2 separate regions of the Homo sapiens genome follow, and region 2 is linked to region 1. The links are chromatin loops, found by intact Hi-C in ENCODE. Cell type or tissue: heart left ventricle. All regions are shown on one strand. Links, peaks and the distances in the headings refer to the core of each region. The heading gives the core; the rest is flanking DNA.

Region 1 (2,916 bases), core at 167-2,666:
CTATAAGCTGTGTGACCTTGGGCAAGTCACTCTTTAGACCTCAGCTTCCTCTGTAACATGAGGGCAGTAAAATTTACCCGACGGTATTGTTTTGATGATTAAATTTGACAACGGACGTAAGATTGAGGTGTGCTTGTCATTTTTAATGGCACTGGGTTTCAAGCCTCTGTCTCTGAAAATGGAGTAGGCTGGACTGGGTCACCTCCCAGGCCTCAGCCTTCTCATTCCTGTATGACTCTGGGGAACAGAGCTATGTTTTTATCCAAATCACAGAGTAACTTTTCTTCACAGCATGCTACTGAGTCTCAAGAGGGGAGGACACACTATGGTATGTAACCCCCAAAATCCAGATTTCTATAAGTAAGAAGAAATTTGAGCCTTAATGATAGCCAATTTAACACCTACAAAGTGCTACCCCTGGGCTAAACTACTTTCTTCTTCCTGCCACCTCTTCAGGCAGCAGCAACATCAAATGGATCTATTTGCTCAAGCAAATCCCCTATCAAGACAAAGGCAAGTCTTGGATTCAGTGGTTGCCTCTGTCACAAGGAAGTACCTTGTGGTGCCTCAGTTTCCCTTTCATATCAGGAATTCTTCAGGCCTTGCTCATTCCCTCCCAGGTGGCAGAGCTGTGAGTTATCCTCTCCAGTGCCCTCTGAAGCCCTCCAATGGGAGTTGGCAGGATGAGTGGCAAGAATTATTAATTAGTGAAAATATGTGTAATCACATAATTGGAGTGTATAATTGATGCTTCACTGCTGCAGGCAGAAATGGAGGGATGCAGAGATGAAAGCCAGGAAGAAGGAGGCTGCCATAGATCCCAACTGCTGTAAATGCAGGAGAAATGCAAAGAGTTTAGCACTCCTGGTACCCTGCAAAACGTGGATGGAATAAAGGTCATGTGCTGGGGAACAAAACAGCACAAATAAACAGCGGATGAACAGGACCTTAGTACTCGTAGCCGACACAAATAAAGCTGCTTTCCCCAGGAGACCGCTTTGTGCCCACATTTTGAGGCTGCTGTGTATTTCTCTCTCTCTCTCTTTTTTTTTTTCAACAGCAGCATCAGATTTCTAATGAAAGAGCTCAGCCGATCATCATCGCTGCAGTAGCAGAAAAGAGATGATAACAATCTCACATGTAGCCCGGCTTCCTGAGCTGCCCCCTTGGATTTGCATATCTTTGAGTCCTCAGTGCTCTCTCAGCACCCAAGCAGAGCTTCCATTCCCTCTCTGGTCCCAAGGTCCTGGGTTTTTATACATAAGTCGTGACATCTGGGATCTATTTGTTTCAGGGCTCATTTGTTGGAAGAGGAGGAATAAGGTAGTGACTGAAGAGTGTCTTCTCAGTATATTGCACTCAGATTTTCCTCTACCTGATTGAGGATGTGGAAGGAGGGTAATCGGGGGATGGGAAGCTGAGGCAGGATGGAACAGAAAACAGGTGTGGGTGATTCTTGGAAGGGGGATACAATAATAACAACAACAATAACAACAGCAAACACTCCCATCTGCTGACTGTTGAGACCAATGTCAGGCTCTGTGCTGGAGGTGCGTGGTCTGCACAGCTCATAGAGTTGTCACACACCTCTGTGCTCTGTGAGGCGGGTGCTGGAATTATCCTCATTTTATAGTGAAGGAAATGAAGCCAAGGGAAGAGAAGTCACTTGCCCAAGGTCACCCGGCTGATAGATGATGGAGCCAGGCCTCCAATCCAGGTCTTCCTCCAAAGCCCACGTTCTGTAACCCACCGGCTCTGCTCATCCTGGCACATGGTATTATCAGTTCTGCTGCCACCGCCACTGCCACTGTAGCCACCTCCACCTGTGTTTGTGCTTCCTGCATGAGCTCCTACCAACCCCATAGGCTTGTTGTCAGGATCAAGTGAGCTGATACTTATTAAGTATCTTGAACAGTAGTTGGTCCTTTATAAGCATGCAATGAATGCTAGTTGTTATTTTTTCCTAACATGCTGTTATTATTTATCTGTGGCAAAACTCTGCTGGGTGCTTCAGAACCATACAGGCGAAACAGACGAGTCCTCACCCTCCTGGGATCTTACATTGGGAGAGAGGACAGACACAGAAAGAGAAGAAAATGTCATGTTTGATACGCATCAACTGCATGGCTCACAGTAAAGTCCAGCATGAGGAGTGACCGACCCTGCTTGAGTTGAAGGAGGGCTCCATGGAAGAGGTGAGGTATGACCTAAGGCTGAAGCAAAGGCTGAGTTTTTAAAGTTTAAGATGCAGTGTGTGAGGCCAAAGCACAGATGGAAATCATGACCAGAATGTCAGTGTCTCCCTCTACTCTGCACCAGGCACTATTCCAGGTACTGAGGATGCAGCAGTTACAGCAGCTTTGTAGAAGAGTGCCTGGTACAGAGTAGAGTCTGAAAAGCCATATGTTGAAAGAATAAATAAGAAAAAGGAATGTTAATAGGAAATTGTGATGGGATAAGATCAGCAGACTGATTTGGCCAGAGTAGAGAGTGGGTGGTGGGGACTGAAGGAGAGAAGGGGGAAGCAGCATTTAAGCAAATATTGAAGAATAAATCAGATTTGGCAGGTGTATAGAGATGAAGGAACTGCATTAGGCCTGACGTGGCTTCGGACGAATGCCTGGAACAACCGGTGGGAAGTTCAAGATGTTCCAACCTGGTATGTTTTTCCCACCCTTGACACCTGGAATAGGAGGTGGAAGGGGAGTAGGAGCCTGCTTCAGAGCAGAGCTCAGTTCCCCAGGCTGGTCTGGAGCACAGAAATAGCAACGGCAGCAAGTGGACACCTGGTTCCCTTACCCTGCATCCCATCAGCACACATGTCCCCGTCACGACGTGCAGTCCACAACATTCATCTGCTTCGGTTGATGGCAGCATCTCCACCTTGCCACAGGCTGGTCTTAGCTAACTCCTTGC
Region 2 (2,916 bases), core at 216-2,715, 280 kb after region 1:
TGTTTCTTCAACCATAAACCTGGGGTAATAATGCCTGCTCCACCCACCCGTCTCACAGGGCTGCTGCGAGGATCAAATGAGATTACAGGCCTGAAAGCCCTTTGAAAAATATGAAGCAATCATCCACCCTGGTTTTGCTATTATTATTATTGCGGTGGTGATTGTGTGTAGGTGCAAATGGGAAAACACATTATGGCAACCTGCACGTCTTTGAGAGTGAGCTTGTTTGTGTACACGGAAGTGTATGTGTCAGTTTGCGGAAGAGTCGAGCTCTTGTGTGTGCACCTGGGTTTAAAAGAATGTATGGGGCAATGTGTGTGCATCTATGAGTGTATCAGTACATGTGCACATATTAAAGTGTCTTAATATAATAATAGCATATTAAAATAGAATATAATGGTCCTATGGGCCAGGCATTGTGCTAGACACTTGATATGGATGCTCCTTTTTAATTCTTGTAATGTGTTTGTAAAGGCATGAGAAGGGGTCTGGGCCAGTGTAGGTGTGCGGGCATCTATGTGAGGCTGTGTATACAGCATTTGTGACATCCATGTGTCAGTGGTGAAAGGGCATGTCTCTGATGAAGGTAATGGCATGTAAACTAATACAATGCCTATTCATCTCATCCAGGTAGCAGGGAATCTCTCCATGTGCTCGCCTGAGTTTCAATGAAAGGATGGGCATAAATGTCAGTGAATCTGAATGTGTGTGCGCATGCATGTGTGTGCATTCACATGCATAGGGGTGCACACCTGCCTTCCTGTTCCTAGGCCGATTAGTATAATTGTTTGTTAATCATCAGCTGCCTGGGCTGTGTGAGCCCCCGGCATGCCCTGAGCGCCATTGCCACGCAGCCATCAAACCCACACAGACACACTGTGGTGACAGCAGCATGCTTGGGAGGGAGTGCCACTCTGCTCTCTGGAGTCACAGTCTGTGCCAGGCAGCAGACCCCTGCCAGGGGAATGTCCAGATTGACTACACCAGGTTTGGAGCTGCAGAAGTGCTCCACAGATGGGCTAGGCTCAGAGCCTTAGAGCAAGACAGACAGAGCCCAGAGGACCTGGGCCTAACAGGCAAACCAGAGCCTGGACCAGGAATGCCATCTGAGCACAATACGGGTTGGGGCTGCTGAGTGGCCAGGTATAAAACACGCTTGCTGGGCTACAGCCCTACCATGCACGGCTCCCTGTGACCCTCAGGATGAAGTCCAAACTCCATAATGCAGCACAAAGGCCCTCATGACATGGGCACGTGACTCCCCAGGCCCCTCTCTAACACTCACCTCTTGCACCGCACCAGCCAGACTGAATGAACTACTCTCAGTCCTTCGGAGCACCCAGCCTCTGGGCCTTCTTGCTGTCTTCTCCTGTGCCTGATTTCTCTACAACATGACATCCCTGGCCAGCCAGTCCTCATCCCTCAAGGGAGCTCTACTCATCTCTGCAGGAACATGCCCTGACCCTTCCTGACCCCCTAGACTAGGGAAGGGTCCCTGCACACCTGACATTCCTGAAGTCCCTAGCTTTCCCTGCTGTCCACTTCCTTATGGATCCTTGCCTCCCCCATTAGACTTTGGTCCCAGGAAGGAAGACAGCATGTTGCAGCCATTCACGGAATATCCAAATGCCTAGCACAGATCTGATTGTAGGTGGTCCATACACATTTCTTGAACGAATTATTGTTAAAAGCCAGTTGTGAGAGACCAGTTGTCTTAAGCTCTCCATATACAAATCATGATACCCATCCAGACAGGCTCTTGGTCTCTCAGATCTCAAGGCTGGGGAGAAGCACCCCTTTCCCCACTCTCTTCCTCCATCCCACCCCACCAATGATAATCATCATCCCCAACAGGTATGAAGATGGCATACAAAATGCCTTTACAAAGATCCTGGGAGTCGTCAGTGTCATCTTACAAGTGAGGAGACTGAGGCTGACAGAGGTATTAATAGCTTATTAATAGGGTGACCAACTTGTCCCACTTTGCCTAGGACCTTCCCAATTTTAGCACTGAAAGTCCCGTGTCCTGGGAACCACCCCCTCCTCAGCCCCAGGTAAACTCCAGGTTTCACGGTTAGTAAATGGCAGGTCCAGGACTCAAACCTAACTCCAGAACACAGCATCCTCTCCCTTGGCTGCCTCCTTGGTAGCATGTGGTCTCATGTTCCTCAGAATTCAGTTACCTGCATGGGCATTTTCTGCCCTCTGGATGTCACCTGCAGGCCACTTGGCAGCCTCCTGGATCACCTCTTTCTGGAAACATGTACTCAGGATGTACAGGGCATTAATATTAACCTAAATCAAATATAATTTGAAAGCTCATTTCTTCAGGAAAAGCACTTTACATAATAGAGAAATAAAATTAAATCTATTATTAAAGTAGCCTCATAATGATATTAAAGTAAATTTTAAATAAAATAAAAACTCTTCACCCACAAATTATTTTCATTTCTCCATGTCACCTTCACATTTTTCTCTTTATAAGTGTATATTTTTACAGAATTATAATGCAGTCTATGGATAATACTTGTTCTTTTCACTTCATATTATAGAAGGGTCTGGGTTGGACTTTCCTCATTTGGGGTTCTCCATGTCATTAGCATCAGTCATTAGCCCAGATCACAGGGAGTCTGGGCTCAGGGCTGCCTCCTTCCCAAAGCACTCCTTCTTCAGCAGGGATTCCTAACTCAAGGCCCCAGCTGGGCTTCAGCAGGTTGCCATGCAAACACTGTCCTTGTGCGTATGTGCAGTTTTCAGGGACACAGCGCTCATCAGATCCCGAAAAGGTCTGAGACCAAAGAGTCAAGACCCACAGCTCCACAGCCCGAGCCTTACCTCCCCACTCCCAGGCAGGCATCAACCATGAGCTTTTTCTGCTGGGGTTGGGCTGATCCAGGAACTCTGCTCTTCCCTAAC

The links. Peaks named below come from ENCODE experiments on the same cell type or tissue, not always from the same donor. Only the 100,000 strongest peaks of a DNase experiment are listed, where the experiment ranks them.
Region 2: it touches region 1 in a loop (2.6-fold over the local background); 10 of 110 quality-filtered maps call a loop at or near these places.

The regions. Positions count from the first base shown.
Region 1 is chr11:120,016,008-120,018,923 of GRCh38, reverse strand. No RefSeq gene overlaps it. Among named protein-coding and RNA genes, the nearest start is that of LINC02744, 23 kb to the right of the region's middle. In heart left ventricle, for the core only: no CTCF peak of the experiment used is centred there; no DNase peak of the experiment used is centred there; H3K27me3 peaks cover 1,941 bases.
Region 2 is chr11:119,736,186-119,739,101 of GRCh38, reverse strand. NECTIN1-DT (NECTIN1 divergent transcript) reads right to left here. Exons shown (of 4, transcript NR_120587.1): 3 at 2,184-2,295. Among named protein-coding and RNA genes, the nearest start is that of NECTIN1-DT, 8.1 kb to the right of the region's middle. In heart left ventricle, for the core only: no CTCF peak of the experiment used is centred there; no DNase peak of the experiment used is centred there.